Linked DNA regions of Homo sapiens: region 1 is linked to region 2. A link is an interaction called in ENCODE POLR2A ChIA-PET data of the cell type or tissue named here. Cell type or tissue: PC-3. All regions are shown on one strand. Links, peaks and the distances in the headings refer to the core of each region. The heading gives the core; the rest is flanking DNA.

Evidence for each region. Peaks named below come from ENCODE experiments on the same cell type or tissue, not always from the same donor. Only the 100,000 strongest peaks of a DNase experiment are listed, where the experiment ranks them.
Region 1: POLR2A ChIA-PET joins it to region 2 with 8 read pairs; 9 of 35 experiments call an interaction of 5 or more read pairs at or near these places.

Annotation. Positions count from the first base shown.
Region 1 is chr7:8,008,430-8,012,835 of GRCh38, reverse strand. The region is part of intron 2 of GLCCI1 (glucocorticoid induced 1); the gene reads right to left. Among named protein-coding and RNA genes, the nearest start is that of GLCCI1, 42 kb to the right of the region's middle. In PC-3, for the core only: no CTCF peak of the experiment used is centred there; no DNase peak of the experiment used is centred there.
Region 2 is chr7:7,954,997-7,959,402 of GRCh38, reverse strand. GLCCI1-DT (GLCCI1 divergent transcript) reads left to right here. Exons shown (of 5, transcript NR_110018.1): 2 at 785-883; 3 at 3,387-3,542. Among named protein-coding and RNA genes, the nearest start is that of GLCCI1-DT, 12 kb to the left of the region's middle. In PC-3, for the core only: no CTCF peak of the experiment used is centred there; a DNase peak (open chromatin) is centred at 2,362; H3K4me3 peaks cover 1,353 bases; H3K27ac peaks cover 2,512 bases.

The DNA of each region.
Region 1 (4,406 bases), core at 295-4,294, 53 kb before region 2:
AAAAGTACAGTCAACAAATGGAAAAATAGATAAACTGGACTTTATCAAAATTAAAAACTAGTACACTATCAAAAGAATAAAAAGGCAACCTGGCCAGGCGTGGTGGCTCACGCCTGTAATCCCAGTACTTTGGGAGGCTGAGGCGGGTGGATCACAAGGTCAGGAGATCAAGACCATCCTGGCTAACACGGTGAAACCCCGTCTCTACTAAAAAATACAAAAAATTAGCCGGGCATGGTGGCAGGCGCCTGTAGTCCCAGCTACTCGGGAGGCTGAGGCAGGAGAATGGCATGAACCCAGGAGGTGGAGCTTGCAGTGAGCCGAGATCACACCACTGCACTCCAGCCTGGGTGACAGAGCAAGACTCCATCTCAAAAAAAAAAAAAAAAAAAAAAAAAAAAAAGAATAAAAAGGCAACCCACAGAATGGGAGAAAATATTTGCAAACCATGTATCTGATAAGAGATTTATATCCAGTATATATAAAGAACTCCTAAAACTCAACAACAAAAAACCCAATTCAAAAATAGACAAAGGACTTGAATAGACATTTCTCCAAAAAAGAAATACAGATGGCCAAAAAGCAGATGAAGTGATGCTCAGCATCATTAATCATTTAGGAAATACAAATCGAAAATCAAAGTAAGATACCAGGTTGACTATTATGTTTTAAAAAAGGAAAAAAGAAAATATTGGCAAAGATGTAGAAAAACTGGACCCCTGGCTGGGCACGGTGACTCATGCCTGTAATCCTAGCACTTTGGAAGGCCGAGGCAAGCGGATCACAAGGTCGAGAGATTGAGACCATCCTGGCTAACACAGTGAAACCCCGTCTCTACTAAAAATACAAAAAATTAGCTGGGCGTGGTGGCGTGTGCCTGCAGTGCCAGCTGCTGGGGAGGCTGAGGCAGGAGAATGGCGTGAACCCGGGAGGCAGAGCTTGCAGTGAGCCAAGATAGTGCCACTGCATTCCTGCCTGGGCGACACAGCGAGACTCCATCTCAAAAAACAAACAAAAAAACAAAAAACAACAACAACAACAACAAGAAAAAACAACTGGACCCCTGTGCGTTGCTAATGTGAGTATAAAATACTACAGCCATAGTGGAAGACAGTACATCAGTTCATCAAAAATTTAAACACAGAATTACCCTATGATCTAGCAGTTCTACTTCTGGAAATATATACAAAAGAACTGAAAGCCGAGACTCGAAAAGATACCCACACACTAATGTTGCTAGCAGCATTATTTGCAACTGTCAAAAAGCAGAAACAACCTAAATGTCCACCCATAGACGAATGGATAAAGAAAATGTGGTATGTATATCTAATGGAATATTATTCTGCTTTAAAAAGGAAGGAAATTTTGACACACAGCTACAATGTCAAATCCTGAAATCATTATACTAAGTAAAATAAACCAGACAAAAAAGGAAAATACTGTATGATTTTCTTATATGAGGTTCCTAGAGTATATTCACAGAGACAGAAAATAGAATGATGGCTACCAGAGGCTGGCGTGTGGTGGGGAGGATGGAGAGCTAGTATTTAATAAACACAGAGTTTCAGCTGGAAAAAGTAAAAAAGTATTAGACATGGATGGAGATAATGGTTGTACAATAATGTGAATGCACTTAATGCTATGGAACTGTACATTTAAAAAATGGTTAATTCATTTTCACTCATGGTAAATTTCATTATTTTTTTTTGTGTGGGAGGAGACAGAGTCTCACTCTGTTGCCCAGGCTGGAATGTAGTCACATGATCTCGGCTCACTGCAACCTCCACCTCCCGGGTTCAAGCGATTCTCTTGCCTCAGCCTCCTGAGTAGCTGAGATTACAAGCACAGGCTACCATGCCTCCCTAGCATGTTATATATATTTTACCACAACTTAAAAAATAGAAAAAAAAAATGAGGTAGGGATTTATATGTTATAAGGAGAGATGCCCATGATCCATCAAATGGAAAAAGCAAGTCAGTAATATGATATAAAGTATGATTCCATCTCTGTGTGTATATGTCTAAACAATATATTTCTATAGGTACAGAAAATTTCTCAAAATATGTGTCCCCCAAAAACCTGTTAATAATACTTTTTTTAAGTAGTAGGCCTAGGGAGTTAGTGGCTACTATTCATGTCCTTCTATATTATGGATTATTTTGCCATCAAATATATGATGGATTATTTTACCATCAAAAAGCATTATTTTTAAAACAAAATCAGATAAAACCCAAAAATACATAACCTGAAATATTTACTTCTTTTAATTTAGCTGAATTAAAAACATTCTGGGATAATTATAGAATGTCTATAAATATATCACTAAGCATCCCTGCAAGAACTGAGAAGCACAGAGATTTTATAAGATATTATGACAGGATGCTGACCTTGGCAGGGAGCAGATTCCTAAAGTGGAAATTCGATGTTTAGGCAAGTGACTTTTTTCTTTTACAAGTTATATATAAAAAGCATTAAATCCATCATTTTATTAGAATATAAATCTAATCAAAAGCATTTTAAATCCTCATTTAAAAAGAAGAAAGAAGCAAGAAGGCAGTGGTGGTTTCTCTTGTTAAGACTGAATACATTCACTTGCAGAAAGCTTGTTAATGAAAATTAGCTCTGTAGATTAACACCATCATGTCTTCTAGTTTAATAGACATTTCAAAAGAGGTGACATTTTGAGACTGAGGTAGCCTGTTCCAGGGGCTGTTTTGGATGGACTACTCATACAAAGAAAATCGCATCTAACTGTATCAGAAAAAGTTTAAGGCCTATAAAACTCAAATAAAGGTATAACAGGAAAATAAACCATTAAAGATACAATTTTTAAATGTTTAAATAAGATTAAGAAAACAAGTTAATTAAGCAAATGGCAAAACTCTAAGAAAAAAAAAAACCACTTCCAGTGCTCAGGTTTTTTTTTTTCATTCTATTTTGATACTGATTTTACGTCCACACTGAATCTTTTGAAAAGCTTTTAATTAATAAAAATAACATACTATGCTCTGAAAGGCCTACAAAAATTTGTTTAAAAGGGTTATACTTTGCATATTAGTAAAGACTAGATTATAGGATAGTAACTACACAATCTCCAAATCCAAATGACTTAAAACTGCAAAAGTTAATTTCTTGCTCATACTACATGTATGGGTCATTAAGAAGGCTATGCTTGTCACTGTCAGTGACCCAGATGGACAGAGTAGGAATGAACAGTTACTTCCCTGTCAGAGAGAATGCACCAGTTCTTTAAAGCATCTTCCCAAATCAAGTCTCATGGCCACACTTAACTTCAAGTGGGCAGAGAAGTAGAATCCTATCATGTGCCCAGGAGAGAGAATGCCAATATTTATGAATAGCTCTAATCATTACTATACCTGGGAAGTTGTAGGAAATACCTCTGATTATTGCTGTATATATTATTTTTATTACTTGACCACTTTACAAAGAATATATATTACTTTCGCATTTAAAAACACATTCAAACACAGAATTTAAAATTTGTCCAGAGACTACACCTCAGACTATGGGGTGAAGACTGAGGAAACATTACTGTTTTATTATAGTAACCTTAATTGCAAGTTCAATTTTAAGAGTTGGTAATACATTTTTTGTTTTAAAAAGGTTGTATCTGCAAGGCTACAGTAATAAAATATTAAATTTCACAAATGGATTTTAGTTTTTCTTTCTACAAGGCTAAACAGATGACTCTAAATAACCAGCAGTGATCCATTTCTTCAGAGGCCTTAAAAATGTAAAGCTGTATCTTATAATCCTCAGAATAAACGTGTGAATGTGCAAATCGGGTATTACTAACTTCAATTTACAGAAAAGAAAGCTTAAGACTGGGTCACAAAGCAGTTAAGTCAGTGGGTCATGAATTTTTTTTTAACATTTTACTAATAAAAATTTCAAACAGAACAGTTAAAAAAAAAACTGTTCAGTGAAGGCCCATAAAGCCAATACTGAGCTTCTCTAAATAACATTTTGCTCTATTTACTCCACCAGCTATCTATCTAGGTATCCACCCATCAATTCATCTTATTTTTTATTCATTTCAAAGTTGCAGACAGCAGTATACTTCATCTCTAAACATCTGAGTTCAGTATTTGTTTTCTGTTCATATTCTGTATTTTTAAAGTTAAAGTTATACAGCAAAATGCACAAGTGTACACTTGGGTAAGTTCCGATAAATGAATTCGCCAACATAACCCAAACTTCTATTAAGACATATAACACTGGCCAGGCATGGTGGCTCATGCCTGTAATCCCAACACTCTGGGAGGTCAAGTCTAGTGGATCACTTGAGGCAAGGAGTTCAAGACCAGCCTCTCTACTGGTGAAACTCCACCTCTACTAAAAATACAAAAATTAGCTGGACGTGATGGCAGGGGCCTGTAGTCCC
Region 2 (4,406 bases), core at 306-4,305:
GGCGGAGATTGTGGTTAGCCAAGATCACACCATTGGACTCTGTCTCAAAAAAAAAGAAAAAAGAAAAGAGAAAATATTCCTATCGATATACCCATAAGCCAAAGAAGCCGAAGGAGAAAAACATCAAGAAGCGTTTGAATGGGGAGGAAGATTAATAGATTTAGTTTCCATTAGCATTAAAGGATTTGATCAAGAGCACAACATTGACAAAAAGGCACAATGTTTCCCCTTCTACTACAGGAAGGAAGGAGGATAAGAGGTCAAAAGTAAGACAGAGTTTTGGATCGAGCAAAGGGAGGTTGAGTGTGGCCACTTCAGAAGGTAGCAAAGTCATCTACAAACCAATTGTCAAGGAGAAGATCAGAATCTCTTGAAAGACTTTTCTGAACCATACTTCCAACCCTTCATTCCATCCCTTACCTCCCTGCCCAAGACTTGTTTTCCACTACCACCATAGCAGACACTCACTGCTACAAAAGGCCACAGTGGCTGATGAAGTGTGCCTTACTTCTTAGATGGCGCTATGGTTTGAATGTTTGTCCTTTCCAAAACTCACGTTGAACTTTTTTTTCTTTCTTTCTGCCCCCACCCCCTCATGTTGAAATTTAATTGTCATTGTAATAGTATTAAGAGGTGGCACCTTTAAGTGGTGATTAGGTAATGAGGACTCTGCCCTTATGAATGGATTATTGGCATTATCATGGGAGTGGGTTCACTATTGCAGGTGGGGGTTCACCCCCCTTATTCATTCTCTCTCTCTCTCTCTTTCTTTTTGCTCTTCCAGCATGTGACACCTTCTGCCATGAGATGATGCTACAAGAAGAACCTCACCGACTGCTGGCACCTTGATACTGGACTTCACAGCCTCCAGAATTGTGAGCCAGTAAGTTTCTGTTCATTATAAATTACCCAGTCTGTGGTATCATTATAAATTACCCAGCCCATGGTATTCTGTTACAGCAGCACAAAACAAATTAATACAGGTAGGGTGGAGTAGAAAACAGTGCAATCAGTGGAGAGCAAGATAGTCAGAAGTGAATATAGGGTTGAAGAGCTCTGGCATCATGAGGAATACGAAAAGGAAACAAAACTGTATTTTCCACATGTGTCAGATCATCAGGCATATCTGGGTCCCTTGCTAAAAACACAGATTTCAGTCCCCTTTCCTGGAGAGTCTAATTCAGCTGGTCTGCTGGTGGGAGGGTTAGGACTGTATAATTTTTAACAAGTTCCTCAGGTGATCTTTATGATCAGGCAAATTTGCGCAACAGTAGATATGAAATAAATGAAAGTTTACCAAGTATAATTTCAGGCCCAAAATATTATCTCCATTTTCAGCCAAATACATAGAAACATTGATACCTGACATCAATTCATGGAAATTACCAAAAGAAAACACCTTTTAAAATTCTACCTGTAGAATTTTTTTTAAAAAATCTAAGAGGTCTACTCATTTTACATGATTGGTATCTAATTCTATGGTTCCAAATAATCTACAGTGGTGTTTAAATATATAAGACTAGGTTATAGATTTTTTTTATTATAGCAAATTTCATTGAGGAAAAGGGAAATGGACCTGACTAGCTAACAGTTATTATGTATAATATAATAATGAGTCAGATATTTTAAAGCCTGTTCTGCTTCTGGTTTGCTTAGCTCCCAGATTAATAAACTAACATAGTAAAATATAAGAATGCAACTTGATCTTATCCATTCCTAACATATTTAAACAAAATCTTGAGCACACTAGCAGTACAGCAGCTGAGAATAGATACGGGTCCTTGAAAAATTTATTTCCATTTCCTCCTAGAAAAAGTGATTTGTATTGATACACAATAGTCGCAGCCCAAACTGCTTTCTGGGAACACAAAGCCCCTCTAATTTGTACCAGTTTTTCTCCATTCTAGTTGATCCTGACCATCAGGTATAAATTAGTGCTAAATCAATATTAGCCGATACTTCCCCAGGTGTGGGAAGTGAGGAAACCTGATCACATGAACAAACACAACCCTTCCTGGCTACATTTAAAATAAGGTGGTTATTATTATACCATGCGGGAAAAAGAATTTTTTTGTTGTTTGTTTTTTAATCAATCTTATGCCATCTCAATTTGTATTAACTTGATATAGTGATATCAGTCATCAGTTAGAATCCATTTTTAGTTATAGATTCCCTATCAACCTTCACACTTTTTTTCATTCTTTCATGGGGCCTCCTCTTCCCCTTCCAACTTCTTCTCACCCCCAGCCATGCCATGTATCTTGCCCCACACCCTTTTTCATTTCTAGCACTACTTACTTAAGTGGTTGAGTGGAGGAGCCCAGGGGAGCAGGTTTACATACCTGCTTTAATTGCTCACCTTGGGCGGAGCAGTGTCCTAAATAAACTTTAGTTTTGCCACAGCATCATTACTCAACAAAGTATTTTCACAAGTGTCACTTAATAATACAAAAATAAATAAGGCACTTAAACTTGTTATTGAGGAAAGAAGCTTTAGCTGCCCACTTTCCGTACTCAGGGTCCAATCTTGCTTCACTTGTTCTTAGAAAACTCTTCAGGAGTTTTCTTTAAAGAAAATCAGTTAGAGCATAAGTGCTGTGAGCCAGGTCTAAGTAGCTTTACCCTTGAAAGGATTAGTTCCTTTGTTAATTATCAATAACAAGGAATTTTGTCATTTTTCTCAATACCTTCCAGTCGTAACTATTCATAGTGTAACTATGTACTCAATGGTTTCATAAATATCAAAACATATATGTGTAGTACTTAGTCACAGATGGGAAGAGAAACAAATGTTCCAAATTCCAAGGAAATGATGTGACTCTGCATGATTTTTTCCCAATTTCCTGGGTTTTATAGAAACTTCACAGAACTTTTAAAAGCGCTTTCAGATCTATGACTTTTTTGTATCACCACAACAATTCTGTGACGTTAGAACATGTATGCTGTCTCCATTTGACAGATGGGGAAATGGAGGCCCACAACCTTGGCTGGGGTCACAGATAGCACATGAGAGACTAGAAGTAGAAGCCAGGTCTTCTGATTCCTTCACTATAAAAATTGGGTGACTTTTTTCCCCAGTGTTTTTTCTTCACTATAAAAATTCCCTCTGTAGCAAGAGCCAGGGATGTAATTGAGAGGCATGGTTCTTTTCCACGTTGGTCTCTGAAAGACCTGTGAGCTAATAGTATATGCAAGAGAGGACACTTACTGGCTAAGAGATTGATTACCTACATTCAAGGCAACCCGATGATGCACCCTGATAAGAGAAGGGCCTGTCTAAAGGTCCTAATTTGTTTTAAATATCCAGAGTTCCTGATAGGAAGGCAGGGTGTGGTAATTATATATCTAACTTTTGGCTAATTGTCTCCATATCCTCACCTTCACAGATGTCTTTCAAACATTGATAATTACAGCTTTCAGACCCAAAGCCTACAAATTCATAATCCATACAGATGACATACTAAAATCTACTCAAACTTGTAAGTCTGAAGACAATTTCAGCACTATTGGACTTACATTAGGAGAAAACTGCTTAAAAAGAGGTACCCTTTATTTCTATGTCATAGCTATACTTTACCACATAGATGTGTCATGGTTTCACCTTGATCTAGGGAAGTGCACATAAATTCATTTGCCTCTAAATGTAATCAAAATTAACAAAACAAGTAACAAAAAAGAAAGAGTGTATGGATAACACCATAGAAGTAAAACTGACTCAAATTAATGAAAGCAACTTGAAACAATGAAGGAGCTGCTTCTAAGTAAGATAAAGAATCAGAACCAAGAAATAAGTACAGCACAGAAAAGCAGTCATCCTTGTCATGATGGCCTACAAGTACAACCCGAGTTATTTACTTATATCATAGAACTTACATCATAAGTTCTTTTTAAGAATTCAAGCCAAGCATTGTGGCTCACACCTGTAATCCCAACAACTTGGGAGGCTGAGGCAGGAGGGATCGCTTGAGACAAGAAGTTTGAGACCAGCCTGGGCAACATATTAAGATCCTGTGTCTAAAAAAATAATTTAAAAATCTGCCAAGCATGGTGGTGCATGGCTATAGTCCCAGCTATTTGGGAGCCTGAGGCAGAATGATCACTTGAGTCCAGGAGTTTGAGGCTGCAATGAGCTATGATAGTGCCACTGCACTCCAGCCTGAGTGAGATCCCATGTCTGCAAAAAAACAAAATGAAAAGAAAGAAAGAAAGAAAGAAAGAAAGAAAGAAAGAAAGAAAGAAAGAAAGAAAGAAAAGAAAGAAAGAAAAAGAGAAGTTAAGAGAGAAAGAAAGAAATTAAAATAAGAATCCAGCAAGTTCTTGCTATAGTGGCATCAACATAACAATAAATAAGGTGTACTCTTACAACTTACACCACAATCTCTATCACCACCCAGAGCAATTATAAT